Linked DNA regions of Homo sapiens: all the other regions are linked to region 1. A link is a loop called in an ENCODE intact Hi-C map of the cell type or tissue named here. Cell type or tissue: PC-3. All regions are shown on one strand. Region 1 overlaps FMN1 (formin 1). Region 2 overlaps FMN1 (formin 1). Region 3 overlaps FMN1 (formin 1). Region 4 overlaps LOC105370759 (a long non-coding RNA gene).

Region 1 (8,000 bases):
TTCTTCTACCATTTTCAGTCAAGTCAACCAATGCTTATATATGCATTATATAATCATGATATAAAATCATATATGTATTATATGAGGAATATGCTTTTTCTTACAAGTACTTTATATATTGTTTGAGTGTACATTCTGTTTGAGGTAGGCAATTTTTTCCTCACTGATTATAAGGCTAAACCTAGTCTTATAAACAGAAGTGTGTGTGTGTGTGTGTGTGTGTGTGTGAAAATTTGGACGTATCCTCTAATGTTTATAAAGAAGGATCCTGAATAATTTCAAACAAATAGAATAAAGTAGAGTTAGTATTTATATATTAACCATCTATACTTAAGCTTTTTATCATATTTTCTTTAGATTTTTAAAACCAGTGTTGAGGCCCCTTTTGTTACCTCCCTTTATTCAATTTCTCTGCCTCTTTCCCCAGAGATGATTAACTCTCCCAGCATTCATGTGTGGCTACCACCATGCAGAACTCTGTGGGTTGCTGTTTACAATCAACCTCTGTGTGTGTGTGTGTGTGTGTGTGTGTGTGTGTGTGTATGCCTAAGCAATATATAGCATGGGTTTTTTAAACCCCATTCAGATGCTGTCACAGTGTAAGTTTTGAGAGCCATATCATTGTAAACATTACCAGTTTTATCTCTTCTTTTCCAATTCTTACATCTCTTTTCTTAGCACATTATCTCACGCCTCTAGTTTAATGTAGGAAAATGTGGGTAATGGTGTGCATTTTAAATCGTGCCTCCTGAAGTTTTCCCGTTACTTTCAAAGTTTGTTGAAAGTTCTTGAAAGATATTCTGAATCTGATTCTCTTCTATTCTAACTTAGCTAAGAAGATTTTTTTCTTTTTAAAATCAAAGAATGATGTGGAGCCTTATCTGTGTCATTCTGTATCATTTTGAGATTTTGAGATACAATAGGTTTTCTCCATTAGTATGTTAATGTGAGATACCACTGATAAATTTTCAGATAATATATAGTTCCTACATTCTTAGAACAAACGCCGCATAATTGCTTTGTTGGTTGGTTGGGTTTCACAAATTGCTGAAATAGATTTGTTAATTTTAGGTTTTTAAAGTTTCTTTTAATTGTTTTTAGCTTATCATTTTATTGTGGATTTTAATTTAATTGCATTATAGAAAGCATTACTTTTGCATGGCCTGTGTGACAGTATTTGAAGAATTTTTGAAAGGTTTTCTTTGTGAATCATCAATTTTTTGCAAATATGTCAGTGATATATTTTGAAAATATATGTTCCTGAAAAAGATACATGTTGATTTGTTGGTTCTGGGGTATATATAATCAAGATTGTTGATTGTGTCAGTCATTATGTTTTTATTTGCTTGATCTATTTCTGGTAGAGGGATATTTCATATCATTTTGATTAATTTTGTTATTGAATTTCTCTCAGCTTCTTTTGCTTCATAGATTTTAAGTGTATTATGTTAGTTGTGTTCAACTTCATGATTATACTCACTACTTAACTTAGGAAATAAAACATTACAAATATATTTGAAGCCTTCTATATGCCCTACCCCAGCCACTTGGGTAAAATTGTTATTAATCCCATGTTTTATACTTATAACAATAATGTATAAAGTCTCAAAACAGTGGATAGTATGGTTTTTATGTATTTCATGAGTCTACAAAATGGCTTCCACTATGTATTTTTTGGCAGCTTTTTCTCTCAAAATAATGTTTGTTAGATTTATCTGCATTCGTATGTATAGCTCTATTTCATTCATGTTAATATCTGCATAATATCACTCTGAGTGAATGTACATCTTAATTGCTTGTCTGTAGTGCTGGTGATGGAAATTTAAGTTTATTCCTATTTTTCACTGTTAGAAACAATGGTTCCATAGTGTTCTTTTTAATATTTGTATTAATGTGTAAATGCTTCACTAGAGGATGAACATTAGAGTAGAATTTCTGATTTTACTTATGTGCGCCTTTACATTTGGTAGATATTGTCAAAATGTTCTCTAAAGTGATTGTTGCAGTTAATGCTCCCATCAACAATGTGTGGAATTCTAATGCATTCTCACCAGCAGTTAGTATTAGCAGACTAATTAATATTTTTAAATCTGGGCCAGGCGTGGTGGCTCACACCTGTAATCCCAGCACTTTGGGAGGCCGAGGTGGGCGGATTGCGAGGTCAGGAAATCGAGACCATCCTGGCTAACACGGTGAAACCCCGTCTCTACTAAAAATACAAAAAATTAGCCAGGCGTGGTGGCGGACGCCTGTAGTCCTGGCTACTCAGGACGCTGAGGCAGGAGAATGGCATGAACCCAGTAGGCGGAGCTTGCAGTGAGCCGAGATCACGTCACTGCACTCCAGCCTGGGCGACAGAGCGAGACTCCACATCTCAAAAAAAAAAAAAAAAAAAAAAAAAAAAAAAAAAAAAAATCTGATAGGTGTGAAATAGTATTCCCTGTAGTTTTAATTTGCGCTGTCCTGAGGACAAGTGAGATTGTGTCTTTTTGTATGTTTATATGTTTATTAGCCATTTGGAGTTTATCTTCCATAAATTTACTGTCCTTTTGTTCATTTTTCTAATGGTTGCTATCCTTTTTATTTATTTATAGGATTTCTTTATTCTGGATGCTAACATTTTATTGGTTATATGCTTTGCAAATGTCTTCTCCATTTATGTGGCTTATCAGTTTCTCCTGCCATCTTTCAACAGACACGATTCTGGTATATTTTAATATAGCTGAATCACTAAAAGTGATTCTTGTGAATGGTTTTGAAGTATGAATATTTTTCTTAAATGTGGCTTTAAAAAAATAGTCTATCCCTCCCCCACAAATTTCAATGCAACCTCAAATCACGTATTATGTTTCCATATGTTGCTTGGCTTTATTTATATGCTTCCTTTTGTACTCTATTTTTTGGTATTTTTTTCTATCACTGTGTCAATGCCAGGGTCTCTTCAGTATTTGCTCTTTCCTATTATCCTTTCTTGCACCATGCTGCACTTTCAATTAATTATTCAGTATCTTTTACTCACAAACTCCTTCCTTGACTGTACCTGAGTTTATTAAGCTTTTGCACCTTTTATTTCAATGTCTGTTGAGTATTTTGTTTCTAATATATCAGAATTTTACAATCACCTACTATTGTTTCTTGTCTCTTAGTGTGTTGCTACTATCATTATTGTTTATGATGATTATTATTCTTGCCTTTATTTTGGTAAGGATTCTAAACATTACTAAAATATTTTCATATGTTTAAGATTTAAATTTGCATTGGGTGATGTCATGTTTCAATTGTTGATTGTGTTATCTATCTCGATGCTTAGGTTTCTTCTTATGTTTTGAAAGTTTGGCTTGAAGGCTCGTGATCTATAGGATGATTTTTTTTTTAAGTTTCCCCCTCCCCTTCCCCTTTACCCTTATTTGTTTTGCAGTTGTCTTACCAGGTAAGACCCCCAGACTAAGTCGCTCTTATAATAGCGTATTGGGTTCACTAGCCTGAGGTGGTATGTGAATGTTGCAGATTTAGTCGGCTGGTGACAGGGATAGATGGATTTGAGGTTTGGTCTTTTTTTTCTTTTTTTTTTTTTTTTTTGGGTGGGGGAGGGGGATCAGGGTCTTGCTCTGTCACCCAGGCTGGAGTGCAGTGGTGCGATCATAGCTCACTTCCACCTAGAACTTCTGGCCTCAGGAGATCCTCCCACCCTCTGCCACCCAAAACACAGGGATTACAGGCTGGAGCCACTGTGCCCCAGCCAAGACCCCCAGGCAGCAGTTGACAACCTCTTCCAACTTCCCTTTCCCATCTGGGAACTACAGCTGTGTCTCAGTCCCTTTTTCTAGGCAACAAGTCTGGGCCTGGCTTCCTGCCCCACGTTAGTGCTGTCAGTCCCTGTTACTCTGCAGTAACTTGACTCCAGGATGTCCTGCCTGCCCTGCCTGCCAGAGGAACTGGGGCACAGCAGGCCAGAGCTTCAGGCCTGAAGTGCCACTTACTGGTTTGTCCCATTTCTATTTCTGAAATACGTAATTCTGCTTTGGTACTTGTCTGTGTCTTTTACTTGCTTTATGTTATAATTTTCATTGTTACATAGGCTTAGGAGGGAGCTAAAAAATGTGAACCTTTAACAACTGGAGGTCTGTTGGGACACTTTTAACTTTTTTAGTAACATCAGATTGGAAGTTCCTCTTATTTGTTCTGATATTTCTCAGCTAGTTACCATATCCATACTAGTCCACTTTTCAAATCAAGGAAAAGTGGTTGTTTCAGTTTGGCTCATCCTTGTCTCTCCCCAGCCTCCCCTCCATACCCAATCCTTCAAGTCTTGCTGTGGCACTTGATAGCAAACTTCGAGTTTCAGTATGAAGTACAATTGACCATCTGTATTCTCGGATTCTGCATTTGCAAATCCAACTAGCCTCAGATTGGAAACATTTGGGAAAAAAATACCAAAACATCATACAAATAAAAAAGATAAGTATTTACATAGCATTGACGTTGTATTAGGTATTTATTATAAGTAATCTAGAGGTGATTTAGTAGGATATGCATAGGTTATACACAAATGCTACACCATTTATATATAAGGACTCACGGATTTTAGTATCCTCAGGTCCTGGAACCAATCCCTCCCACCAAGGGATGACTTTATTGTGACTGCCACCTAGTGACAGGAGTTGGTTACTTTCAATTGTAGTTGAAATTTTATTCTAGTTAAGTGTGTGCCTTTTCTAGAAGATTTGTTTTGTGGCCATTATTTAACTGTTGTTGACTATGATTTTTAAAAACCACATAGGTAGAAAGGAGATTGTAAGTTTTAGGGACCATATATTCATGGAATTTTAAACTGCTTAGCACCTCTATTATGATAGAACATAAAACAAGGGTAACAGAAAAGAACAGGGTAGAAGGCAGGTTATCCCAGGATTGGCAGCTAGAATTGGACTTAATGACAGTTTTCTCCATGGTAAGGTGTCCATCAAATGGTCTCAGGCCTTGAATACATACCTTTTCAATACAGGTAAAAGTCAGAGATATAGCCACGAATTTCCTGACTTTTTGTACCTCTTTTATATCATCATCCCAGAACATAAAGACTCAATATCTGTCCTGAACTAATTTTTTGAGTATTAAACAATATAAGCCTATTCATGTCTCCCATTTTATCCTCTTTCCTTAAACCTTTTTCTCTGTGTGTGTGTGTGTGTATGCATAGAGAGAGAGAGAAGTTGGTGAGACTCCACCCCAGTTGCTGGAAGCATCCAAAATGCTATGAGTCTCTAAATTGTTAACTTGACTGAAAACTTACCAAGTGTATTCATCAGCTATTGCTGTAATAATGCTGTGTAACAAACCATGCTAAAATTCAGCAGCTTTCGGTAACAAGCATTTGTTAGCATAGGTGTAAAGGTCAACTAAGGTTCAGCTGAGCTGGTTTGGGCTTTTTCAGGCTGTTCTTGACTGCTGACTGTGGCTAGGGTTTAAGTCTGCACCATGTATCTTTCTCTGGGACCCAGGCTGAGTGAGTTGTAGCCACCCAGAATATGTTTTAATTACATGAAATAGCAGGAGTACCGGAGGCAAGTCAAACTATGCAATTAAATTTAAATCCCTCCTTACATCACGTCAGCTTATATTCCACTAGCCAAAACAAGTCATATGGCCAAGGCTTAAAGCCATAGGAAGTATTCTCCATTGCCCAAAAAGAAAGAGGTGAAAGCAGATTAAATATTTGTTAAAGTTCCAGTCGTTCACATTAACATATATAAAATGATCAAATGAAATACAATAAAGTCTTTTAAGAAAACACAGGCTTAAAGGGCTAATACTGGAATATAAATGCCAAAAGTTCTTAGATATTTCAAAGATGCACATCCTGAAAGCCTTTTAAGGTTGGAAATGTGTGCTGTTTCTTTTATATACACAATGCTTAGTTCAGTGCCTGGCACACGGAGACACTGAGCACATGCATGAAAGAGGCTAACTAAGCATAGTGTCTTTTTTTTTTTTTTTTTTGAGACGGAGTTTCGCTCTTGTCTCCCAGGCTGGAGTGCAATGGCGTGACCTCAACTCTCCACCTCCTGGGTTCAAGCAGTTCTCCTGCTTCAGCCTCCTGAGTAGCCAGGATTACAGGCACCTGCCACCACGCCCGGCTACTTTTTGTATTTTAGTAGAGACGGGGTTTCACCATGTTGGTCAGGCTGGTCTGGAGCTCTTGACCTCCAGTCATCCACCCACCTCGGCCTCCCCAAATGCTGGGATTACAGGCATGAGCCACCGCGCCTGGCCACATAGTCTTATAGTGACCGAATCTGGTGGGGGGGTTGGGGGGGTCGGTTTCCCAAGCAGTCAGTTCTGTAGTGGACACTAGCAGCTGGGTATTCCCCAATTCAATAGTGACACTGTTTACCTGGCGATAGTATTTGATACCACAAGTTGAGGGCTCCGTCCTGCAAGACTGCCCCCCTTTCGGATGCCAGTGACAAGTCTGAGCTTCCAGACCTTCTGACTGACCAACTTCAAGTAGGGGTTCTCACAACCCCCAGCCTCTTTAGATTTGGTTACTTTGCTGGAGTTGCTCACAGAGCTCAGGGAAACACATTTCCTGGTTTACTAGAAAGCATAGTGAGAGGTGACAGCATGCTGGCAGCCCTCGCTCGCTCTCGGTGCCTCCTCGGCCTTGGCGCCCATTCTGGCCACACTTGAGCCCTTCAGCCCACCACTGCACCCGTGGGAGCCCTTCTCTGGGCTGGCTGAGGCCGGAGCCGGCTCCCTCCGCTTGCGGGGAGGTGTGGAGGGAGAGGCACGGACGGGAACCAGGGCTGCACGCGGTGCTTGCGGGCCAGCTAGAGGTCCGAGTGGGCATGGGCTTGGCGGGCCCCGCACTCCGAGTGGCCTGCCGGCCCTGCCGCGGGCAGTGAGGGGCTTAGCACTCAGGCAAGCAGCTGCGGAGGGTGCGCCGGGTCTCCCAGCAGTGCTGGCCCACTGGTGCTGCGCTCGATTTGTCCCCGGGGCTTAGCTGCCTCCTTGCAGGGCAGGGCTCGGGACCTCCAGCTCGCCATGCCTGAGTTTCGCACCGCCCCGGGCTTCTGCGCTGCCAGAGCCTCCCCGACAAGCGCCGCCCCCTACTCCAGGGCGCCCGGTCCCATCGACCGCCCAAGGGCTGAGGAGTCGCACGGCGTGGGACTGGCAGGCAGCTCCACCTGCGGCCCCGGTGCAGGATCCACTGGGTGAAGCCAGCTGGGCTCCTGAGTCTGGTGGGGTCTTGGAGAATCTTTATGTCTGGCTAAGGGATTGTGAATGCACCAATTGGCACTCTGTATCTAGCTCAAGGTTTGTAAATGCACCAATCAGCACTCTGTGTCCCGCTCAGGGTTTGTAAATACACCAATGGACACTCTGTATCTAGCTAATCTAGTGGGGAGGTGGAGAACTTTTGTGTCTAGCTCAGGGATTGTGAATGCACCAATCAGCACCCTGTCAAAACAGACCAATCAGCTCTCTGTAAAACAGACCAATCAGCTCTCTGTAAAATGGACCAATGAGCAGGATGTGGGTGGGGCCAGGTAAGAGAATAAAAGCAGGCTGCCGGAGCCAGCAGTGGTAACCCGCTCAGGTCCTCTTCCGCATGGTGGAAGCTTTGTTCTTTAACTCTGCAATAAATCTTGCTGCTGCTCACTCCTTTGGGCCCACATTGTCTTTATGAGCTGTAACACTCACCAGGAAGGTCTGCAGCTTCACTCCTGAGCCAGTGAGACTACGAACCCACCGGAGGATCGAACAACTCCAGACGTGCTGCCTTAAGAGCTGTAACACTCAACCGCGAAGGTATGCAGATTCACTGAAGCCAGCGAGACCACCAGCCCACCAGAAGGGAGAAACTCCGAACACATCCGAACATCAGAGGGAACAAACTCCGGACACGCCACCTTTAAGAACCGTAACAGTCATGGCAAGGGTCCGCAGCTTCATTCTTGAAGTCAGTGAGACCAAGAACACACCAATTCCGGACACAA
Region 2 (8,000 bases), 64 kb before region 1:
GGGTGACTGCCAAATAGACTCTTACAGGGATTATGTGTAATAAACACTCTGTCGTATATTCAACAGTGATCTCTATTGCAAAATACACTGAGCCTAAACCTTTAACTTCTGCCTAGTGGCTTAAAATTTTGCCAAGGTTGCTTACCAGGAATTAAAAGAGGACTAGGAACTTGAGTGCTGTATGAAACATTAGAAGTGTCCAGTACAACATTAAGTGGCTTGCGACATGTTTAGCAGATGTCCCTTTAAATGGATTCTGTGGTCAAATAAGTTTGGAAAACCCTATTATATAGAATTAGGTTTTCTGTACTAAAGGGCATCCCAAGGTCTTTAATATGCTAACATGAATCATGATTCTTTAAGAGATACAGTATGTAGCTTTTCTCACACTTACTTGACCGTAAAATCCTTTTGTTATAGAACACATATTGCCATCTTAAGAATAGAATGTCAGGCAGAGGCCATAGTGTGGTCATTAAAAGCACGGCCCTCTATTGTTTAACTGCCTGGGTTCAAGTCCTAGCTTAACCATTTACTGATTTTATGATTTTGAGCAAATTGCTTAACTTCTTTGTACTTCAGTTTCCCCATTTAAAATGAGAACACTAATGATACCTAACTATATGTTGTCATAAAAATTGAACAGAACTAAAAACAGTGTCTGGCACATAGTTAATGATTATCATCCTATGGCAAACCTAAACTTGCCTATAGTTTAGGTTAGAATAAGCTAGACTAATACCTTTGATTCTAGAGATGACAAAAGCGAATCCAAAATGGGTTTCTCATGCACTACTCACTCGTTCAACAAACTGTCCAAGTCCGGTATGCACCATGCATAATGATTCTGTTCCCAGAAATGAAGATGAACAAGGCACAGTTCCTGCCCTGGAGAACACACACATTAGTGACTTGGCTCAGATGACGCTGTTTAGGAACTGTAGGAAAGCCAGCAGGCCAGACCTCCTGACTTCTGTCCCCTAGCTCCTCTGATTTCATGCTGAGATAGAATGACCCATGCAACCTGTAAGCAAGAATATGGGGCATAGAGTACAGCCAATAGACTTGGGGGATGAGGGCGTATGTTGTAAATTTTTGTTGGTGTGATCTAGAAATTGTCGGGAGAAATACTTTTAAAGGAAAGCAGTCTCTTAAAAATATAACTTAGAAAGCAAAGTAAGAGCTAGCATAGAGAAGTCTATGTAGGAGTTCCCCAAATATGGCTTTATTTATTTATTTATTTGGCTGCCATGTCACTGATGGCCTTCTCTGTGTTTGTTTAGGTATCTCCTCTGAGGGCTTTCCCTGGGACGGCTTCAATGAGCAGACACCTAAAGACCTTCCCAACAGAGATGGAGGCGCGTGGGTTCTGGGCTACAGAGCGGGACCAGCCTGTCCATTTTTGCTTCATGAGGAAAGGGAGAAGTCAAACAGGAGCGAATTGTACTTGGATCTCCATGTAAGTAGAAATCTTGGTGATTGTGCTGTGGTTCTTTGTGGTCAACAGAGGCTCATTTAATATGTATTTAATGTAAATTGTGTATATAAAGCTGCATTTAATGTATGGATCATTGTTTAAAAAAAATCAGTGGGCTGCAGAAAATGAAGATGCATCTTGGTGATCTGAAATTTGTACACTAGAAAGTAACTAGCAACTTGTCTGGAAGTGACTGTGTTTGTCATTTAACCTGAGTGTTCTCAGAGCGCTCTGTTCATTAGCTTTGCAGCCTAGATCTCTCATTGTGGGAGTACCCACTGGTTGCTAGTCACTTCTTAATATCCTTTTACTAAAAATTTGTCAATAACATATGTAAAGCCAACTGATATGCTCTGGATTCTCAAGTGAAATCCGAATACCCTGCCTTCCTTCCATATTCATGAACCTTTCTCTCCAGCTGCTCAAATAACAGGTGACTAGGTTGGCAGAAAATCTGCAGAATATAGGATAATGCATTTAAAAAACATAACCACCTCCCTTCTCTTTTTTAAAGTTTTTGTTCACTTTTAATAACCTCTGCAGTTTTTTTTAAATTTTTTAAATTTTTTTAATTTCAATAGGTTTTTGGCGAACAGGTGGTGTTTGGTTACATGAATAAGTTCTTTAGTGGGGATTACTGAGATTTTGGTGCACCCATCATGTAAGCAGTGTACACTGTACCCAGTGTGTAGTCTTTATCCTTCGCTTCCCCCAACCCTTTCCCTCAAGTCCCCAAAGTCCATTGTATCATTCTGATGCCTTTGCGTCCTCATAGCTTAGCTCCCACTTATGAGTGAGAACATAGAATGTTTGGTTTTCCATTCCTGAGTTACTTTACTTAGAATAATAGTCTCCGATTTTACCCAGTTTGCTGCAAATGGCGTTATTTCATTCCTTTCTATGGCTTAGTATTCCATGGTATATGTATATATGTGTGTGTATGTATATGTATATATGTATATATATGTGTATATGTATATATGTAAATATATACCACATTTTATTTATCCACTCATTGTGATTGATGGGGATTTGGGCTGGTTCTATAGTTTTGCAATTGCAAATTGTGCTAATAAACATGCATGTGCAAGTATCTTTTTCGTATAATGACTTCTTTTCCTCTGGGTAGATACCCAGTAGTTGGATTGCTGCATCAAATGATGGATCTACTTTTAGTTCAGAAAAACATAGCCTTCCCTGTTTTCTTTTTGTTGTTGTTGTTGTTCTGTTTTTTTGAGATGGAGTCTTGCTCTGTTGCTCAGGCTGGAGTGCAGTGGCACGATCTTGGCTCATTGCAACCTCTGCCTCCCGGGTTCAAGCGGTCCTCCCACCTCAGCCTCCTGAGAAGCTGGGCTTACAGGCGTGAGCTACCACACCCAGCTAATTTTTGTATTTTTAGTAGAGATGGGGTTTCACCATGTTGGCCAGGCTGTTCTCGAACTCTTGACCTCAAAAATGTTCCCTGCCTCAGCCTCCCAAAGTGCTGGATTACAGGCGTGAGCCACCACATCCAGCTACCTTCTCCTTTCTTATTCATTCTTGTTTTCATTGACACAGAAGTATTGACTCCTCCTTAGAAAGCACTGGGCTGGGGTTCACCTACTTCCACATTTAGATGGCCTGGTAGGATTGACCAGATTATTGTGATTCTCTGCAATCCCTCTTTACCCATCCAGTTTCCTGTCACAGATGAGGTGAGCACCACAAATCTAAGGAGCACTTTTTCTTTTTTTAGCCATTAACTTTAATGCCTGTTGACAACCTTGTGTTCTCCGGCTCATTACTTTCAGACCTGGAACCATGTTTTTGACGAGTGTGGGTTAAGTCTGTGATGTTCACATGGGTGGCAATCAAAGAGCAGGAGAACCCTGTATTTTTCATAACCATAAAACCATGGTCACTGTATGTCATTTTAGAACAGCATTCAACATTCCAGATATTACAAAAGGAGGTTTAGAAATGAAGCTGAAAGATGAGAAAGCTGCAGTCCTGCAGGAGATGACATGAGAATTAGTAAAGTTTTTGGTTTTGTTCCCATATATAAAGTTGTGCGTCTTTAGAGATGCTTAAAGTAGGAAGTGTAACAGTGACATCTGTTGGTCAATTACTTTAAGTTGCATTTGCCGCAAACAGCAGGCCTACAGTGTAAAAGTGCTGAAGTAGATTTTGAAAAGCTACTTTCTTTTTCTTCTGTGTTTTTAAAAAATACTGTGTTTATGTGTTTTTTAAAATTGGCTAAACTGTGTATTTCTGGTTTTCCTTTTCCTCTGTAAATTAAATGATTACTTAATTTTTTACAATTATAAAAATCCTACACAATCCTTATAGAAAATTTGAAATACATAGTTACAGTGAAAAAAAAACCTCATAATCTTAGCAGCTGAGACGACTGTACAATTTGATAAATTTTTTTTTGTATTTTTTCACTAAGTATGGTTTGTTTTTCAATGAGAGATTTTTTTTAAACATAAAAGCATGCCAGATTTTATAACCTCGTCTTGTTTTTGCTTTTTTTTTTTTTTTTTAATTTGAGATGGAGTCTTGCTCTGTCGCTCAGGCTGGAGCGCAGTGGCATAATCTTGGCTCACTGCAACCTCCGCCTCCTGGGTTTAAGCGATTCTCCTGCCTCAGCCTCCTGAGTAGCTGGGACTACAGGCGCATGCCACCACGCCCAGCTAATTTTTTGTATTTTCAGTAGAAACGGGGTTTCACTGTGTTAGCCAGGATGGTCTGGATCTCCTGGCCTCATGATCCGCCTGCCTCAGCCTCTCAAAGTGCTGGGATTACAGGCGTGAGCCACCGCACCTGGTCTCCTCCTCTCTCTTTCAAACAATTACTCTTAAACTGCTTATCCAGGCTGTTGCAAGCTCGTTACAGATGTGTTTTAAGTGATGAATATTCCATGAAATGATATGCCAAAATTTATTTAATTATTTCTCTGTTATTGGATATTGAAGTTGTTTCCAGTTTTGGAATAGGACCACTATTTAGAAATAAAATAGCGTGACTACAAATACAATTTTTCCTATACCCTTTCCCCCCATTATTTAGGACTATTTCCTTATGATAAAATTCTAGGAGGTGGATTCTTTTCTATAAGTATTTTTAGGTTTTTTGATATTTATCACTAGATGAAAAATGTCTATTTCCTGAACTAGCCTTTTATGGGCTTTATATATTTATATATTACATATATGATATATAAATTATGCATATGTATATATGTATAATTTTAATATATGTATAAATACATGTGATATATATATTTGTATATATAAATACTGTGTAATTAAACAGTATATATTAGTATGTTGCTTAGTTTTTCATTAATCAGAATTATAAAACTAAAATAGTTTTTTTAGATTATTTTCTGAATCAACAGTTTTTATAGTTTGGGCCCTGTGTTTCCTTCCTCACCTCAAGCCCTTCTCCCCTCTTTGGACAGTGTGATTTGACTCCTATATGTTTAAATATTGATATTCTAGGTAAGGTTTCTATCTGAAAGGATTCTACTTATTTAGAACAAATGTGTATCCTATAAAAGACTACAAATTGGGGCAGTGTATACTGCTTGGGTGATGGGTGCAAATCTCATAAATCACCACTAAAGAACTTAACTCATGTAACCAAACAGCACCTGTTTCCCAATAGCTTACAGAAATCAAAAAGTAAAAAAAGAAGAAAAAAATAGCCTGCTGTTAATGACTAGCAGCTCACAAAAACCCCTTTCCTCTGGTGGGCTTTGGACTCTAAGCAATATATTGATCAGCCTGAGACATTGGACCAGCACTGCCGTGCTTCCAGTTTTAAACCTGACTTGCAGCGTCACAATCAGGATGTTAACTTTCTTAAGCCTTTTTCTGTGGCTACACTGACTCTCATTAGTACGTGATGAAAGGTAAAACATCTCATACTTGAAATAATTGGTGGGAGTTGGCATCCGTGAGTCAGGATGGACACTGGTGTTAAGGCTACAGCTGTTACTAAGTCCCCTCATTTAGCTGGGCATTCATCTTTTAGTTACTAAACTATGAGAAGACTCAGGGGTTCCTTGGGGAATGGCAGGAGGTGGGGTTGGTGTAGGACAAGCACTAGGAAGACTCTGGGGGCATCTATTTAACAAACTAAATGAAAACAAACAAACAAACAAAACCTCCTTTACCTTCACAACACTTCTGACATTCTGAGACCCAAGTGTACGTGTTTTTCATAACAAGCAATTCCCCAATTGCCTGTAGACACCAACTAGATGTCCCACAATTCAATTGACACGATCTACTTGGAACTGTAGCCACATCCCACAAGTTAAGGATTCGGTCCCACAAAACTGCCACACCTCAGATGCCAGTCACAAGTAGTGGGTTCCCAGGTTACCCATAACTTCTGTCCAACTTGGATACAAATAGGTTCCTATGACCCCCTCTTCGGGTTCAGTAATTTGCTAGGATAACTTGTACAACCCAAGGAAACAATTTACTGACTATTACTGTTACCAGATAGGGGTCTTGATCCAGACCCCAAGAAAGGGTTCTTGGACCTTACACAAGAGAGAATTTGGGGCAAGTCCATAAAGTAAAAGCAGGTTTACTAAGAAAGTAAAGGAATAAAAGAATAGCTACTCCATAGGCAGAGCACAGTGGTGTGGGCTGCTTGACTGAATATACCTGTAGTTATTTCTTAATTGTATGCTAAATAAGGGGTGAATTATTCATGAGTTTTCCAGGAAAGGGGCAGGGATTTCCTGGAATTGAGGGTCCCTCCCCTTTTTAGACCATATAAGCAAACTTCCCAACATGACCATGGCATTTGCAAACTGTCATGGCACTGTTGGGAGTGTCTTTTAGCATGCTGATGCGTTATAATTAGCATGTAATGAGCCGTGAGGATGACCAGAGGTCACTTTTGTAGCCATCTTGGTTTTGGTGGGTTTTGGCTGGCTTCTTTATGACATCCTGTATCAGCAGGGTCTTTGTGACCTGTATCTTGTGGTAACCTTCTTTTTTATCCTGTGACTAAGAATGCCTAATCTACTAGGAATGCAGCCCAGCAGGTCTCAGCCTTATTTTACCCATCCCCTATTCAAGATGAAGTCGCTGTGGTTCAAACGTCTCTGACATTACCAATTTATTACAAAGGATATTTTTAAAGGATACAAATGAATAGCCAGATCAAGAGATACATAGGGTGAGGTCTGGAAGGGTCCAGAGCACAAGAGCGTCTGTCCCTGTGGAGACAGAACTTCTTTGGGTAGGGTTTTTATGCAGATTTCATTACATTGGTGATTAGCTCAACCTTTAGCCTCTCTACCCTCCTGGAGGTGAGTTGTTGGGACGCAAAATGCCAACCCTAATCACAAGGTTCCCTTGGCAACCAGCCTCCCATCCTCTAAAAGTCACCTCATTAACATAAGTTCAAGTGTAGTTGAAAGGGGCTTGTTCTGAATAACAAAAGATGCCCCTTTCACCAATATTGTTTCTGAGCTGTTTCAGAAGCTGAGGACAAAAAACAAATATTACAACTTCTATATATATTTGAATATATTTGAGTATATCCAAATATTATTACTACTTCTATGGCTCTTATCACTTAAGAAGTTACGAGGGTTTTAGAAGTTCTGTCCAGGACCCAGATGAAGACGAAATATACAGTGTATTTCTCATTATATCAGTATATCACACAACTGGTACTTTGGTGTAGATGCTAGACTGCTGTGTAGGGAAGCTCTGTTTGGGTAATTATCCTGCAAATCCTGGTCAAGCAAATTCTGTAGACTATTATGGGCAAACTACAAAGCTCTGGAAAGACTGAACCCAAAGCTCTGTCAGCTCCACTTTTGGGCCATGAAGTTTCCAAATATTGTATGGGACATGCCTATATTACAAAATTTTTTGGTTTTTTTTAATCTAAAATTCATATTTAACTGGGTATCCTATATTTTATTAACTAACTCTATCACTCCTAGATATTACTTTTGAAACAAGATCCAAATGTGTGAATTGCCCTTGGGTAGCATCTATCAGTCACCCCGGAGCGCCCATTTAGGACATGAATATTAAGAAGTTAGCCTGAAGAGTCAGTTTTTTATGTTCCACTGAACTAGGAGCTACCATTAGCCATGCATCTCAGGTCCTAGGGCACTTTCAACCAGATTTATCAAAGGCAACTGAATATAGTCAGAGACTAGAGAAGCACTGGGGCCTAAATTCTTATAACAAGTGCAGTTTCCTGAAGATACCATTGGAGAGGAATGCTCACCATGGAGAATAGTTTGTAATGTGTCTATAAACAAAGACATGGGTGGGTAGAAAAGACCCTAAAAAGAGGTATGGCCTGAAATTGAAAACAAAGATATGAAAAGCAGGAAACAGGTAAGTAGTCATTAGGATTATATCCTGGTGGCAGTACTCTCTGGAAATAAGATTTTGCATGCCAGCTTTTAAAACACTTTGGGAGGCCGAGGCAGGTGGATCACCTGAGGTCGGGAGTTGGAGACCAGCCTGACCAACATGATGAAACCCCGTCT
Region 3 (8,000 bases), 52 kb before region 1:
ATTTGTGGTTAAAATTACAACCCATATGAGCTATTTAGAATTTGAAATGCAGTAGCCTTTGCATACTGACTGTTTGTGAACACTCCTATGTTAACATAAAGTTCTGGTTTTTATGGCCCAGTTGTTTTTTTTTTTTTGTTGCCTTTTGGATTTTACAGATTTTAGTTAAGCAATTCCAATTTATTAGTATCATTATTTCTAAATTGCATTAAGGATTGCAGCTACAAGTGTCTCACATAGGAACATCATAAACTTCCTTCTCCAGCTATAGAAAGTATGTGACTTTGATTCTAGGAACTGTTACAGCATTTCTTCAGAATATTTCATGAGGCTTTTTAAAGTATTGAACATGACAGTAGTCCTATATATACTTGTTTTATTTAAATATCCAATTAAAATGATGTACCACATGGAGGCAATAGTGAATACATTTCAAAACCATGGAAAAATGGTTCCTCCCCACCACCTGCACATGCTCCATAATAATGATGGTCACATTTATTTAGCTCCTGTGGGGAATCAAGCAAGCACTTGGTTAAGAATATTAGCACATTTAATTCTTGAACTATTCTATGAGTTAAGTATTATTTTTCCCATTTTACGCGTGGATGCTATCTTAGAGACGTTAAAGAACCTGCCTCAAGTGACAAAAAGCTAGTGTGTGACTAGTAATATCTCATGCTAAACCCCAATATGTCCCTTTTCAAAGACATAGCCTTATTGCCTCTACTTTTTCTCTGCTCTCTGTTTAAGAATTGGTGTTCCTATTTCTCCACATCCTCTCCAGCACCTGTTGTTTCCTAACTTTTTAATGATCGCCATTCTAACTGGTGTGAGATGGTATCTCATTGTGGTTTAGATTTGCATTTTTCTGATGGCCAGTGATGATGAGCATTTTTTCATGTGTCTTTTGGCTGCATAAATATCTTCTTTTGAGAAGTGTCTGTTCATATCCTTTGCCCACTTTTTGATGTTTTTTTTTTTTTTTGTAAATTTGTTTGAGTTCTTTGTAGATTCTGGATATTAGCCCTTTGTCAGATGAGTAGGTTGCAAAAATTTTCTCCCATGCAGCCATAAAAAATGATGAATTCATGGCCTTTGTAGAGACATGGATGAAGCTGGAAACCATCATTCTCAGCAAACTGTTGCAAGGAGAAAAAAACCAAACACTGCATGTTCCCACTCATGGATGGGAATTGAACAGTGAGAACACATGGACATAGGAAGGGGAACATCACACACCGGGGCCTGTTGTGGAGTCAGGGGAAGGGGGAGGGATAGCATTATGAGATATACCTAAGGTAAATGACGAGTTATTGGGTACAGCACACCAACGTGGCACATGTATACATATGTAACAAACCTGCATGTTGTGCACATGTTCCCTAGAACTTAAAGTATAATAAAAAAAATATATATATATATATTAAAAAAAAAAAAAAGGATGGGCCGGGCGCAGTGGCTCACACTTGTAATCCCAGTGCTTTAGGAGGCCAAGGCAGGTGGATCGCTTGAGCCCAGGAGTTTGAAACCAGCCTGAGCAACATAGAGAAACCCTATCTCTAGAAAACAAAACAAAACAAAAATTAGCCAGGCATGGTGGCATGCACGTGTGGTCCCAGCTACTCGGGGCTGAGGCAGGAAGATGGCTTGCGCCCTGGGAGGCAGATGTTGTGGTGAACTGAGATTGCCCCCACTGCACTCCAGCCTAGGCGACAGAGCAAGACTCTGTCTCAAAAAAATTGGATCATAGCTGTGGCAATGCCTGACTTACCTTCTCCTTTGCAATTTTAGTGCATTGACATTTGTTTCAACAGTTTTCTTTTTAAATGTCTGAATTAATCATGTGGGTATTAGGATCAAAGAATCATTGCTGATTCAGGATTCATTTGTGACCTTTCTACCCTCTGTAAACCTCTAATTTCAGTAGCCATTTGGTTCTGAGTAACCAGCAGATCTATTTTGCCTCCCTTCCTATGTTTAGTAGGAAAGAAAACTGTTATAAAATACCGTAGTTTTTTTTATTTATTGTCATGAAAAGAAACATTTAGAATCAGATGGATCCAGTGCAAATGCTGGCTTTATTGCAGAAAGTTTCATTGGACAGTAATAATCTGTCAAATGCAATTAATGACATCTTTCTCATAGAGTTATGGAGAGGGTGAGGCTGCAAGAAAACTTGCATAAAGAACCGAGCATGGTGCCTACTTGGAACAGCATGCATGCTCCTCCCATCCATCTTCATTTTCTTTTGGGTAAATCCCCACCTTCCCTAGATTTTCTTTTGTCCCCTTTAAAAATATTTTGAAATGATACCTGGATCTTTGGAGTTCGAACTAATATTCTCAAGATAACTTTTACTTTAAAAAAATTAAGGAAAAGAAAAAGTTATAGCAGTAGCCATGAAGTGCCTCGCTTTACTGCATGAGAAGAAGGGAATATAGGCAACAGGCATAAGTAGTCTAATAAATTCCAGGTCTTCATCTTTTATCAGGAGCAACTTAGTCACAATGAAATGCTTTCACCATAGACTCCATGCCTTCTGCTGTCATTAGCCATATGGAACAGCAATATTATGCCTTCACTTTGGGAAAGCTCAAAGCTCTTCTGAAACACATCCCAGGAAATTCTGTACTTTAAAGACTGCTACCCACCAACCCTCATCCCCCTGCCCCCCAGCTTCAGAAGTCACAGCCTTTCTCTCCCCTTTTACATTATTTTACTTTGTCATCAATATTAAATCCATTTCTAGAGGACCTTTGACACTGGTTGGTGGAACAACCCAGTCTTAGAAATATTTGAGAGTAGGATTCTAGCCAGTAATGTAATAACTATTTCAAAGTTGATTTTCATGTCTGTAATCTTTTATTTCATTTGTAATGAAGCAGCACTTTTGAAGTCTAATGAATTGACCCCAAACCAAAAATAAATGAATAAATAAAATGGCTGGTGCTCTGCTATGGAGGACCCAGGCTTGCTCATTGTCTCAGAAGAGTCCTTCCCCAAAGAAGGGAAAATGTCAGTGCTAAGGCACCTAGTCTCATTTTCAGCATGCTTTTTCTCATGAGAAAAGGATGGAAGAAACCCCAAATTCATGGATTTTTTTTTTCTCTCAAATAACTGAGTTGGTTTAAAAATCATGTTGGAGCTTGGGAAACAAAATAAAGAACAGGGCAAACTTTGTCACCTTATGCAGTGGCCACTTGAGAAAACTTTATTCTCTTCTCAAGTGACACAGATGGAAGAATCCAATCCAGAAAACACTGGCCCTGCAACACCCAAAGGGATCCCTTGGAAGAATTTTCTTTGGAGCTCAGTTTCCTTGTGGCATGGTTGCGGCTGGGGCATGCGGAGGTGTGTTGTATGTAGTCCTTCTGCCCAAGTGCATATATCAGAGGGAGTTGGGAGAAGAAAACTTCCTGCTTGGGCTGTTAGTTCATCAGTAAATACTTGTTTTATAATGAGAATGCTAAAAACATCTGTTAGATGATGGTTGGTGTCCCTAAGGAAGCTGTTCCTTTCCTGGGAAAACATATCCTACTTACTGCAGGTTATTAATGAGGGCCAAACACATAATAGTGTATGCCGCGTAACAATTCATGAAGTGTAGGTACTGTTCTTACCAGTTTCCAGGTGAGGGAGCTGCAGCACAGGGAGCTTATATATAACTTGCCCCAGGGTAAGTCTCTTGTAGGAGTGGAGCATGGTGTGAGCCCAGGACTCAAGGTCTGTTCTTTTTTTTTTTTTTTTTTTTTTTTTTTGAGATGGAATCTTGCTCAGTTGCCCAGGCTGGAGTGCAGTAGTGCCATCTCGGCTCACTGCAACCTCCACCTCCCAGGTTCAAGCGATTCTCCTGCCTCAGCCTCCCGAGTAGCTGGGACTACAGGCGCACACCACCACCACGCCTGGCTAATTTTTTTGAATTTTTAGTAGAGACGGAGTTCCACCATCTTGACCAGGCTGGTCTTGAACTCTTGGCCTCAAGTGATCCGCCTGCCTCAGCCTCCCAAAGTGCTAGGATTACAGGCGTGAGCCACTGCACCCGGCTGAGGTCCTGTTCTTAACTATGCACACTGCCCGTGTTCCTTGGTCATCACAAGATTACATACCCACTGCTGTCTTCCTTTGTTCAAGCTTCACAAGATGTCCCAGCCTTTCTCCTTTCCTTTTAGATTCTTCTAGTTTGTTATCTATATTCAATCCATTTCTACAGAAGCTTTGATACTGCCCAGTGGAACCAGTCTTATAAATATTTTACTCTTAAGACTTTTCAACAGAGAAAAAAGCCCTTAATCACAGTCCTTGCAAGAGGCAGGTGCTGCCTGTTTTCTTTTTAACCAATTAGTGAAAACAGCTGCAGGCTTTTGATGGGATGACCCAGAGAGGCTGTTGTAAGCGTTGCATTGGCAGAGGAACGCCACAGCATGAAGGCAGGGAAAGTGCTACAAAACTAGATGTGTAAGGGTATCTCTGGCTTTTTCTTTTGTTTGGCTTTATATTCCTGTGAATTAGGTAGAAGCAAGGTGTTGTCTCCATTTCAAAGATGTGGAAAATGAGTATAACGAAGATGCTGATCAGGAAGAAGGTAAGATCCCACAGCATAGCAGCAGGGTGATGTGATGTGGGTGAACAGGAGATGGGATGCCTTTTTCCCCATCTGGGTGCTGCACTTGAGCAGTATGAACTGGTGCCAGTTGTTCCGCTTCCCTTGACCTCAAATGCCTTCATCTTTAAAACAAAAGGTCAAGCCAGGCCGGAGGCAGTGGCTCATGCCTGTAGCCCCAGTACACTGGGGGGCCGAGGTGGGCAGATTACTTGAAGCCAGGAGTTTGAGACCAGCCTGGGTAACATGGTGAAACCCCGTCTCTAGAAAAAATACAAAAATTAGTCGGTCGTGGTGACACGCAACTATAATCCCAGGTGCTCAGGAGGCTGAGGTGGGAGAATCATTTGAGCAAGGGGAGGTGAAGGCTGCCTGAGCAGTGATTGTGCCACTGTACTTCAGCCTGGGTAACGCAGTGAGACCCTGTCTCAAAAAAAAAAAAAAAACAAGCTAGGTAAATTTCTACTATTTCTAAGGTCCCATTCAACCTTACAACAACTGGATTCTACCCAAATTATTCCATAATCTTGTACTCCTTTTATATGACCCCTCATTTTACAGACATTTTTTTGACTCCTTATGATGTTATAATTTCCTCAGCTCTCCCCTCTTGTTCAAGATGCCGTTTGTTGAATTAAAACACGCTTCCTGAACCAAGAAACCAGGATTTCACCCATTAACCTACCCATATCTTTATTCAGAACTTACTTATTTTTCCCAGTACATTGCTCTTAACTTTTTTTCACCTGCAGAAATAGTTTCCTCACTCTTATTTACCCTTACTAAGTTTAACTACACTTTCTACTTTTTGTTTCAAACGGTTTTCGCATGAAGCTATTTGAACTACTTTGGGAAGCTAGAAGCAATTTGTCATTAAAATCAGGCCCAGAACTTGAAATAAGTTGGACAAGGAGAATCATGACAAGTAGCCTAACAGTGAGATGCGATCCTGTTTGCTTTACTTTCACGTTGCCTTTCTGAAGTCTGATGAGAATGTGGGGGTGAATTATCCAAACTGAGTAATAGCGAGAAGTGCTACAAAGAGTAAGGGGGCCCTTAGAGAAGTTTCTTTCAGTGTCCAGTTTTCGCAAAACGATATTTAAAAATTTTTATTGCTGATCTCCTAATATTAGGAAAGTCAAGGAGCTAGGCTCTACTGCCTATAGGAGATAATGTGCCTTTTATTGCAATTGTTCTTATCTCACTAGGTATACACTTACTAGACTGATGTTCTGTTTTTGTTTTTTTTTTTTTTTGAGATGGAGTCTTGTTCTGTTGCCCAGGCTGGAGTGCAGGGGGTGCATCTCGGCTCACTGCAGCCTCCACCTCATGGGTTCAAGTGATTCTCCTCCCTCAGCCTCCCAAGTAGATGGGATTACAGGTGCCCACCACCATGCCTGGCTAATTTTTATATTTTTAGTAGAGACAGGATTTCGCCATGTTGGCCAGGCTAGTCTTGAACTCCTGACCTCAGGTAATCCACCTGCCTTGGCTTCCCAAAGTGCTGGGATTACAGGCGTGAGCTACTGTGCCCAGCCTAGACTGATGTTCTTTTTGCCATGGGGTACAATTGGCTCCACCTTCAATCTGTGTACAGCTGAGAGGACAGTGAGATGGGAGAAATGAAGAATTCACTGCTAGTAAATTCTCCACAAATACTATGCTCACATTTTTAAGTAGCTAGGTACTGATTGTTTTTAACAGAGTTATAACAGAATATCACGTAGGTCAAATGCTACCTATTTCTCATGTATCCTTTGACTTAGAGTTGTCCCTCCATCTACTTGGAAGATTGATCACCCATATACCCAAATCCTCTCATACCCAAGTCCCACAGGAGGCTCTGGGAATCCACTTACAGGAAAAGTTGAAAAGTCAACCCTTCATATGTGCAGGTTTCACATCTCATGAAGACTGCATTTTCCATCTTCTTTTGGTTGAAAACATATTGTATAGGTGAACCCATACAGTTCAAACGTGGGTTGTCTGAGGTGGATCATTTTTAATCTGGCACAGATTATTTTTTGTAGATTTTTCCCCAAGTTACTCAAAAGAAAAGAATGGTCATCCTCAGTATAAGGTTGTTTTTTTGTTTGTTTGTTTGTTTTGGTGAAGATCATTTTTGCACAGATGTGGCAGTTAGAGAGTTTGTCTTGAGGTTAAGACAAGACAAAAGAGAATCAGTTGAGGTAGGTTGTAAAGGATGAAAGCCTTCGCTTCTGCTGGTTTTGTGTAATAGGTGCTTATTTCAGCACATAGATACTGAGATAATGTCCAAGAGAAGTGATTACTATCCTCCCTGAAAATGTTAAAGCTTTAAAGAGATTCATTTTTCAAGACCAATTTAGATTGAATTTGTAGGTTGCTTATTTGAATATTACAATCTGAAACACTCTCATTCCCTGAGTGACCAGCAGTGGTAACATTTTTTATGGTCATGAGAACCAGTGGCTTGAAAGAGTCCGTGTTAAAAGATCTCTTTGAATCTTACTCGTGCTCCTGTTACTCGTGTTCATATTTAAATGGTCACTGCTGGCTTTCATTCAAAATTGTTTCAGGTCTAGCTATTACTATTAGACTGAACCTGGGGGATAAAGTCCTTGGTTACAGTCTGTAAACAAGAGTCTCCTCTTTCTAAATAGAGATCTCCAACTAAACTACACATTTCATGGAGGTGGAAGGCAGGGCTATCTTCATTCTTATGTCCTCACAGCCTCATTCATTGTTGGTGCTCATTTATGACATTGGATGAAGAAGTCTTCTTAATAGAAGTCATGCTTCATAAATGAAGGAGAATGGTAGGGGCAAACTGGAAAACCTTGATGTGTTTGAGCCCAGAGGATTCCGTGTCTCTTCTGTGTTAGATAGATAGGCCAGCTAGGTTTACTGGAATTTTTGCTTGATTTTTCTTTCCTCTCTCTCCATTTTTTCCTAAGAAAACTTGTAGATTTTTCCCCAAGTTATGCAAAAGAAAAGAACAGTCATCCTCAGTATAAGGTTGTTGTTTTTTGTTTGTTTGTTTGTTTTTGGTGATGTTTGTCTTCTGTGTCATTTAAGAGGATAAAGTATACTTCACATCCCAGTTAAAGACCACCAATGAACTGGGCTGAAACCTTTGCACCTCGCTGTGTGTGGTCTTCTATTCGGGAAGGAAGTGGAGCCTCTGGGCTTTCGAAGAGTGGTTGAGAGTGTGGATGCTGGAGCCTGCCTGCATGGATTCACATTATACTTCCACCATCCACTGTTTCTGTGGACTGGCAAGACTTTTAATCTTCTGTGCCTCGGTTCTCTAGCAGGAAAAAGAGAATAATAATAATAACAACTCATAATATGGTTGTTATCTGTATTAAGTGAGTTAATATGTGTGGAGCACCTAAAATTGTGCTTGGCACATGGT
Region 4 (8,000 bases), 180 kb before region 1:
AAAGTCTCCACTAAATAGCACAATAAATGCACAAAATAAAAGTAAAATTTATATAATCATATGCTAATAGTCTCTTCACGTATTGTGCCAAGCAGATGCTAAGTGCTTTGCCACATTTTGATTTTTTTTTTTTTCTCGACACAGAGTTTCGCTTTTGTTGTCCAGGCTGGAGTGCAGTGGTGCAATCTCGGCTCACTGCAATCTCCACCTCCTGGGTTCAAGCAATTCTCCTGGCTCAGCCTCCTGAGTAGCTGGGATAACACGCGCCCGCCACCACGCCTGGCTAACTTTTTGTATTTTTAGTAGAGACGGGGTTTCACCATGTTGGCCAGGCTGGTCTCGGACTCCTGACCTCAGGTGATCCACTCCCCTTGGCCTCCCAAAATGCTGGGATTACAGGCATGAGCCACCATGCCTGGCCTGAATATTTTCTTTTTTCTTTTCTTTTCTTTTTTTTTTTTCTGAGATGGAGTCTTGCTCTGTCACCCAGGCTGGAGTGCAATGGCGTGATCATGGCTCACTGCAACCTCTGCCTCCCAGGTTCAAGCAATTCTCCCGCCTCAACCTCCCAAGTAGCTGGGATTACAGGCAGCTTTCACCATGCCCGGCTAATTTTTTTGTATTTTTAGTGGAGACAGGGTTTCACCATGTTGGCCAGGCTGGTCTGGAACTCCTGACCTCATGATCTGCCTGCCTCAGCCTCCCAAAGTGCTGCGATTACAGGCATGAGCCACTGTGTCTGACCGGCCTGAATATTTTCTAAAAAAAGAAAATTCAAATTATGAGTTAGGCACAAGTGAGGAAATTGAGGTTTAGAGAGATCTTGTATCTCAAAACTTACACTGTTAGGATGTGGCAGAAGTTAAGACATAAACCCTGGTTTCAAACATATTCTCCTTACCACACAATTATACTGTGAATATTCTAGGACTTTTTAATATTGGAAACAAGAGCCTTGGTAACAAGATAGGACTACGACCAACTACAAAATTTGTGGGTCCTGGTATAAAATGAAAGCGTGAGGCCCCTTGCTCAAAAAAAATTTCAAGATGGCAACATTAAACAAAGTGTGGAGCCCTTCTATGCTCGGGGCCCGTGTGACTGCACAGGTTGCATGCCCCTGAAGCTGGACTTGGATATGCCATTACAACATGGAACTGAGACCCACAGAAGGTCATCTACAGAACATGAGCAGGACAAAAGGGGAGGCCTCTGCGAAGACCACAATAAAGAACATGTGATAGCTCTGCCCGCCTCTTTAGTGAGCTGGACCTGGAAATTTACATAGGAAATATACTGTATGTGTGGTTTGTGGCATACAGATTAGATAGTAAAATGAATGTCAAACTCAATGCTGGTGTGCTTTGTGCTTTCAGTCTTTCTCGACATCATTTCATCAAGTTCTCAAGCTAAATAAACAACTACTTCAGTGGTGTTGCAGCAAGTTCTCTGGGCTGAATCCCTTCTGACCATTGTTGTGAAGATTCTGGTGTCCCAGTGCCTGAAAATAGGTAAACCTCCCTGCCCCACTTCCACACCTCCCCAATGCTCCTCACAGATGCAGCTTTTGCCAGCCTTCTTGTGTGATTTCAGTCCCAGGGGATGTCATTTATACCACATAGGACTTATGCATAAATCTTTGCAACCTGCACACACCCTCAATCACAGTCCTGATTTCTGGTGATCAAAAACCCATTTGTGCATAAGGGACTTAAGGATAGATGGGAGGCCAGTGAGTCTTTCCACCTGATGCATGCAAAGGTACAGAGCTCTGGCTAGGCATAATGTTGAGGCTGTCAAACCTCAGTCCACCTCTCTGCTGCCTCACCTTCCCAATAGTTGCCCCTTTTCCCTTGACATGAAGCCTCCTCATAGGTCCCTAGTTTGGGTCCCACCACTCATTACCTCCTTCATATTGATCCATTTCCTGTCAAGCCCAGATCTGACCCTTTTCTCTCATCTCAAACAGTCTTAGCAGACTTTTCTCTTTCCCTCAGCACTGTACTATGTGATTTGCCAGGAGGAAATGAATCTCATGCATTAATTTGAATTAAGGCTAATGGCTGACACTAATTTGATGAATTGCTCACATATTTTAATGCCTTCATTTAGGGATGAGTAATAAGGGACCATTACATACCTAGGCTGAGCCTTTGCAAGAGATGTTTCCAACAGTGGGACTATTCCACTCACATGAGCAATATTGTACTTATTTCACTGATAAGAAAACTCCTGCTTTCTCTGTGAAGCAAGTGAGAAAACAATGGGTGATAAATATTTGTTCACTGTTAAATGGAAACTTAAATGATACACTTTTTGCTTATCAAATGTTTAATTTATGTGGGCTGGGTGGAGGGGCTTACGCCTGTAATCCCAGCACTTTGAGAGGCCGAGGTGGGCTGACCACCTGAGGTCAGGAGTTTGAGACCAGCCTGGCTAACATGGTGAAACCCCGTCTCTACTAAAAATAACAAAAATTAGCCAGGCATGGTGGTGGGCGCCTGTAATCCCAGCCACTTGGGAGGCTGAGGCAGGAGAATCAGTTGAACCCGGGAGTTGGAGGTTGCAGTGAGCCAAGATTGTCCCATTGTACTCCAGCCTGGGTGACAGAGCAAGACTCCATCTCAAAACAAACAAACAAACCTGCAAGTGTTTAATTTAAAAAAAGATAATGAGTGCTACTGGAAGTGAAGTGAAAGTGACATTCTTATATAGTGCAAGAGTATAAACTGGCACATACTAGAGGAAAATTTGGCAGTTTGATGGCAATGTTAAACTATAATACATGCACATACAGACATGTATACACATATATACATATATGGTATGTATACACATTTATACACATACACATATGCTCATATATACACATAAGTAAAATATCTGGGGCCAGACACAGTGATTCACACCTGTAATCCCAGCTCTTTGGGAGGCCAAGGCAGGAGGCTTACTTCAGGCCAGGAGTTTGAGACCAGCCCGCACAACATAGTGAGACCCTGTCTCAACAAAAAACTAAAAACTTAGTTGGGCGTGGCAGCTGGTAGTTCCCAGCTACATGGGAGGCTGAAACAGGAGGATCACTTGAGCTCAGTTTGAGTGAACTGTGATCGCACCATTGCACTCCAGCCTGGGTGACAGAGTGAGACCTTATCTTTAAAATAAATAAATAAAATATCTGAAGTACAAAGGACATCGATGAAGGCTGACAGTGCCTTTTAAAGATGGTCTGCTCCTGTCTACCTCTCCAGGCTTATGTCTTCTTTCCTTCCAGCTCTTGTTAGTCTATTCACACTGGATTCTCTCAGTTCTTCAACACACCTCATGCTCCCTCCTTCCAGGGAGCTTCTGCATGATAGTCTTTCTACCTGGGTGGCTCTTCAACTCGCTTCTGACTAATTCCTCAGATGTCAGTTTAGGGTTACCTCCTCAGGAAGCCTTCTCAGACTGCTACTCCCTTCTCCCGATCCCCTGAGTCTGGCTAGATTCCTTTAATTTTAATTTTATTTATTTTTTGAGACGGAGTCTCGCTCTGTTGCCCAGGCTGGAGTGCAGTGGCACGATATCAGCTCACTGCACCCTCCGCATCCTGGGTTCAAGCGATTCTCCCTGCCTCAGCCTCCTGAGTAGCTGGCATTACAGGCACCCGCCACCATGCCTGGCTAATTTTTGTATTTTTAGTAGAGGCAGGGTTTCACCATGTTGGCCAGGCTAGTCTCGAACTCCTGACCTAAGATGATCCACCTGCCTCAGCCTCCCAAAGTGCTGGAATTACAGGCGTGAGCCACCGGGCCTAGACTAGATTCCTTTATAATCTGCTTTTAGAGACACATTACCTTCCCTGTGGTGTTTAGCCGAGGAAATGGTGATCCTCTCCTTTGTGAGATTGTATTATCTGCCTCCTTTCATGACTATAAGTTCAAAGAGAGCAGGTTTGTGCTTATCTCTCCATCCCCAGTGCCTTGAAAAGGGCCTGGTAATAATTAGAAGGGGCTCCAGAAATACTTGCTGATTACATAAATGAATAATCAATTTTTATTTTCTCCTTTGTGCTTTCCAGTATTTTTTCAAATTATAATGCTCATGTGATACTTGTATAATTTGTAGAATTGTTTAAAATTTTACTTGTATAATTTGTATAATTGTTTAAAAAGATGTTCAAAAAAAAAAGAAAGGAAAGCTTTTCCTTTCTGTTGGAGGCTGCAGCTGTTCTCTGCAGAGCCTGCTACCTTTGGCTCGGATTCCTCTGACTGCTACGGTTCCAGCTAGTTCATGCTATGGAACATGATTGTGCTGCACTGTCTCAAATTCTGCCCCCTCTGGGGAGATTCTTCCTCAGCATTACCTTTGGGTTGTTCACAAAGCAGGTGACTCAGAAGCCTGCTGTTCTTTGTTTCCTGCCCTCAGGGATGCAGCCTGGTGGCTTTTGTGACTCAGCAAATGACCCGTGGACAAAGCGGCACACCAAGCCCGTCTTGCCAGCTAGTGACAAGTCAGTAGCATTGTACTGAGTACAAGTCCTGCTGCAGTGTCTGAGAATATATCTCTCGGCATGAACCCCTCACATTCTTCTCCTCTCTACTCCCCAATATTCAAGAGAACTATAATCATTATGACTTTTCCTGTTGAGTCAAATCTAAGCCTTTTCAGAAAATCTGAGTGATTTCAAGTTTCAGTTTCAGATTCAAGTTCTTGCTTTCTTTGTACAAAACGACAGCATAAAGGCAATTATGGTTGTAGCTAAGTGAGAGTAATTTCTCCATATGGTGCTTCAGGTGGCATTTAAGATATTTTTAAGACTTCTGTAGGCAAGTTAAAAAAATCCTGTTAGTCTGCAAACATTTCATCAGCCTCCACAACGTTCACCTACGTGTTGCAATGTTTCAAAGATAATTTGTCATTTCAAATCCTTTTTGGAATGAGCTGGGAAATAAATAAGTATGGATGATGCATCAGAGAGAATGAGTCCCTCAATCTGAAGAGGTATTATTCTGGCGGTATGAGGATTTTAATTGCTATTTAAGTTCTGACTTTTCCACGGACTGATCTACCTTTCCCCAGGTTATGAACCCATGTTGAGTGACAATGTAGCAGCATCAAACACTTGTTTTTCTGTATCTGAGATCCCTGGATCTGTTGCAGAGATCGCCATTTTGATGCCATTAAGTATTTTTCAGGGAATTTGGGGGTGAGTAGTAGCTATTCATCGATAGAATATCATCCATATTAGGACAAATGTGGCAGCCGGCAAGTTGCACTTATCCGGGCGTTGAGAGGAAAAGCTGATTACATAGCCCAGGGCAAATGGGGTGGAAACATCTTGGAGATTAGGTTTACTCCCTGTGTCCTACATTTCAGAGGGATGTAATCATTGGTTTCATGTTTAACGTTTTCCACGGATGGCCCTTCCCTCTCATAGATTGTCTTGGGGTTGAAATAAATGCAAAATCTATTTTAGAGAATGTTACATGTGTAAATTTAGCTCAGAGCAAAGAACATTAACATCAGTGGTCCTGTGACTGGTGCTTTGGGATAACTTCATCATTCCCCTTCAGTGACAGAAGGAGAAACTGAGGTCTAGATTGGTTAAGGTGATTTGGGTTGCGCCACATAATTAGTAGGTGGGATTTTGAAATGTTGAGCTCTTTCTAGAAGTGTTTGTTATGCCCTCATTCCTGTGAGAGCAAGGTCTGTCTCTGTGAGGGGGCAAAGTCCATTTCCCTGGGATTGCTCTCTGGAATGCTGTTCATATCACTGCCCCTTTTATCCTCCCACTATTCACTCCTGGTATCGAATCCCATTTTCACTCCGGCTTTTAGCTAGTCTCTCTGACATCCACACGCCAGTTCTAACAAATTCCCTTTCCTTGACATCAGCTCTTAAGTAAAAGAAACTCCTTGCTTCTGACTGGTCACATAATGGGAAGGTGAAACCCTAAAGCCACAGATGATGTCACCTGCCACATCTCATGTCTTTTCTTCGCCCCAGCTTGGAGTCCTTTCAAATGGAGCCGCCAGAATGTATTCTTTCTCTGCATCTTGTTTCTCTGCTTCTTTTTTGATCACTTCTTCTGATTTTCTAGGTCACACACTGAAGTCATCCACCCACCATAGGGAGGGACAGTGATTTAACTAAACAAAGTAGATCACTCCTTATATGCAAGGTATTAGGGGGAATGAAAAGGTAAACCTCAGACAATTCTTTCCTTCAAGTTGCTTTGAATCCAGGGTAGAAAGCAAATATGTCTGCAGCCCTTTATGGGGGCAATGGGGTAAGAGAAGTACAAACAACATGCTACAGAAGCACAGAACTGGAAATGAACTGAAAGGGAATGAGGGAAGGCTTCACGGAGGAAGTGGCATTTGACTTGCAGTTTAATGCTGGAAAGACCTATACATCTTGTTCTTTAAAAGGAAGCACTTACTGGTTGAACTATGACCTCTGGGGCTTTCATTGACTGTAGGTCATAGCAGCAGGACTGGGAAGCTTCAGCTATATTATAGGATACATCTAGGGCAAAGCCTGGCTTAAGCCTCTCTTTCTCCTCTTCTGGTAGTAAAGGGATGGTTTAATCTTTTGAGAGAAGTTACAGTTAGTAATCTGTGGGCAGTAATACTTCTTGCTGTTGGAGGTAATGCTCCTATGTGTGAATATGTGTATTGCAGATGTCCCCATCCCCTCTGCCCGCCTCCTGCTCCTGTCTCTTCTGCCTCTTCTCCACTCCTGTGCAGTCCAGGGTCGGAAGCAAGCCTCTTTGGGCAGAAAGCTGCTGGAGTTATTAAATGCATTTCTCCCAGGTTAAACAGCCCTCAAACTTTAGTGCCTAGGAATCGCTTAGGGGTAGTTTATTAAAATGCAGTTTGAATTCAGGACGTCTGGGGTGAACCTGAGATTTTGCATTTCCAATAAGCAAGTGAGCTCAATTCTGCTGGTCTTCCCACCATACTTGGGTGTGATCTTCACTAACTAATTTTACTAAACATGAACTAAGGGGCAAAGAAAACAGCGTAGGGATTGCTTTGGGAAAAACTCTCTCAACCCACCTTTTTCCTCTGCTCTCACATCATCACAACGAACATCAACACAGAAGCCTTCTGTGACCAAAGGTGTGGGGGTTTTTCTCCCCGACATGAAGCAGTATACACCAGCTGGGTGTCCTCCAATTCAGTTCTGACACTATGTACCTGGAGACAGAGTCAGAGTCCCCAGGTTGAGGACTCAGTCCCACAAGACCACCCTCTCCATGACCCACCAGTTGTAAGTCGGGTTTCCTCCGGAACTTCTGACCAACCAGCTTCAAGCTGGGGTTCCCACGACTCCCTCTCTGGGTTTGATTAATTTGCTAGAGCAGCTCACAGAACTCAGAAACACACTTACCGGTTTATTAAGAAGGATATTTTAAAGAATACAAATAAACAGCCAGATGAAGAAATATATAGGGTGTGGGTCTGCAAGGGTCCCAAGCGTAGGAGCTTCTGTCCCCAGGAGTTGAGCGGTGCCATCCGCCCAGCACATGCGAGTTCTTCTTCACCTTCCTGTCAGCCTCCACAGGTTCAGCTCTCCAAAACCCATCCTCTTGGGTTTTTATGGAAGCTTCATGATGTCACCATTCCTTCCCCCAGTGTATAGGGTGGGATTCTCTGTGGGGAGGTTCTTAAGACCCACAATCAGAAAGGTGGAGAAGATTAGAGTCCTGCCTTGGGGCAGATAAGGAGAGGGCAGGAGAGAGATTCTGTTTCCTGAGGCCTGGCCCTGAGGCCTAACACACACAGCATTATAAAAAAACACCAACAATGGCTACGGGAGTTATGAGCCAGGAACACTGAATGAAAATTATATGTATTAATATACATTAAAATTAATTATATATGTATTATATATATTAAAATATATGTATATAATAACACAGGAATGAATGGGGAATCCCATGAAATCCTATTTACCCCTGGGGACTTCAAACGAGAATGTGTAAATAGTACCTTAAGCCCCAGGTAGGCAAGGAC

What was found. A loop is a pair of places that touch in the nucleus more often than their neighbours do. Peaks named below come from ENCODE experiments on the same cell type or tissue, not always from the same donor. Only the 100,000 strongest peaks of a DNase experiment are listed, where the experiment ranks them.
Region 2: a loop joins it to region 1, with 5 times the contacts of the local background. A loop is called at or near these places in 30 of 110 quality-filtered maps.
Region 3: a loop joins it to region 1, with 7 times the contacts of the local background. A loop is called at or near these places in 34 of 110 quality-filtered maps.
Region 4: it touches region 1 in a loop (2.6-fold over the local background); 4 of 110 quality-filtered maps call a loop at or near these places.

What each region holds. Positions count from the first base shown.
Region 1 is chr15:33,018,639-33,026,638 of GRCh38, reverse strand. The region is part of intron 6 of FMN1 (formin 1); the gene reads left to right. Among named protein-coding and RNA genes, the nearest start is that of FMN1, 170 kb to the left of the region's middle. In PC-3, CTCF peaks have their summits at 4,454 and 4,654 (motif pointing left); DNase peaks (open chromatin) are centred at 3,888 and 4,618; H3K27ac peaks cover 845 bases.
Region 2 is chr15:33,082,258-33,090,257 of GRCh38, reverse strand. It overlaps FMN1 (formin 1), which reads left to right. Exons shown (of 21, transcript NM_001277313.2): 5 at 1,284-1,459. Among named protein-coding and RNA genes, the nearest start is that of FMN1, 110 kb to the left of the region's middle. In PC-3, a CTCF peak has its summit at 3,571 (motif pointing left); DNase peaks (open chromatin) are centred at 3,557 and 6,487; H3K27ac peaks cover 1,565 bases.
Region 3 is chr15:33,070,782-33,078,781 of GRCh38, reverse strand. All of the region lies in intron 5 of FMN1 (formin 1), which reads left to right. LOC124903459 (a long non-coding RNA gene) reads right to left here. Exons shown (of 2, transcript XR_007064574.1): 2 at 2,063-7,892. Among named protein-coding and RNA genes, the nearest start is that of FMN1, 120 kb to the left of the region's middle. In PC-3, a CTCF peak has its summit at 3,616; a DNase peak (open chromatin) is centred at 3,631.
Region 4 is chr15:33,198,423-33,206,422 of GRCh38, reverse strand. LOC105370759 (a long non-coding RNA gene) reads right to left here. Exons shown (of 3, transcript XR_932090.3): 2 at 7,041-7,181; 3 at 1,875-2,241. Among named protein-coding and RNA genes, the nearest start is that of FMN1, 7.7 kb to the right of the region's middle. RefSeq lists an enhancer at 4,360-4,679. In PC-3, a CTCF peak has its summit at 4,302; a DNase peak (open chromatin) is centred at 4,382; H3K4me3 peaks cover 1,208 bases; H3K27ac peaks cover 610 bases.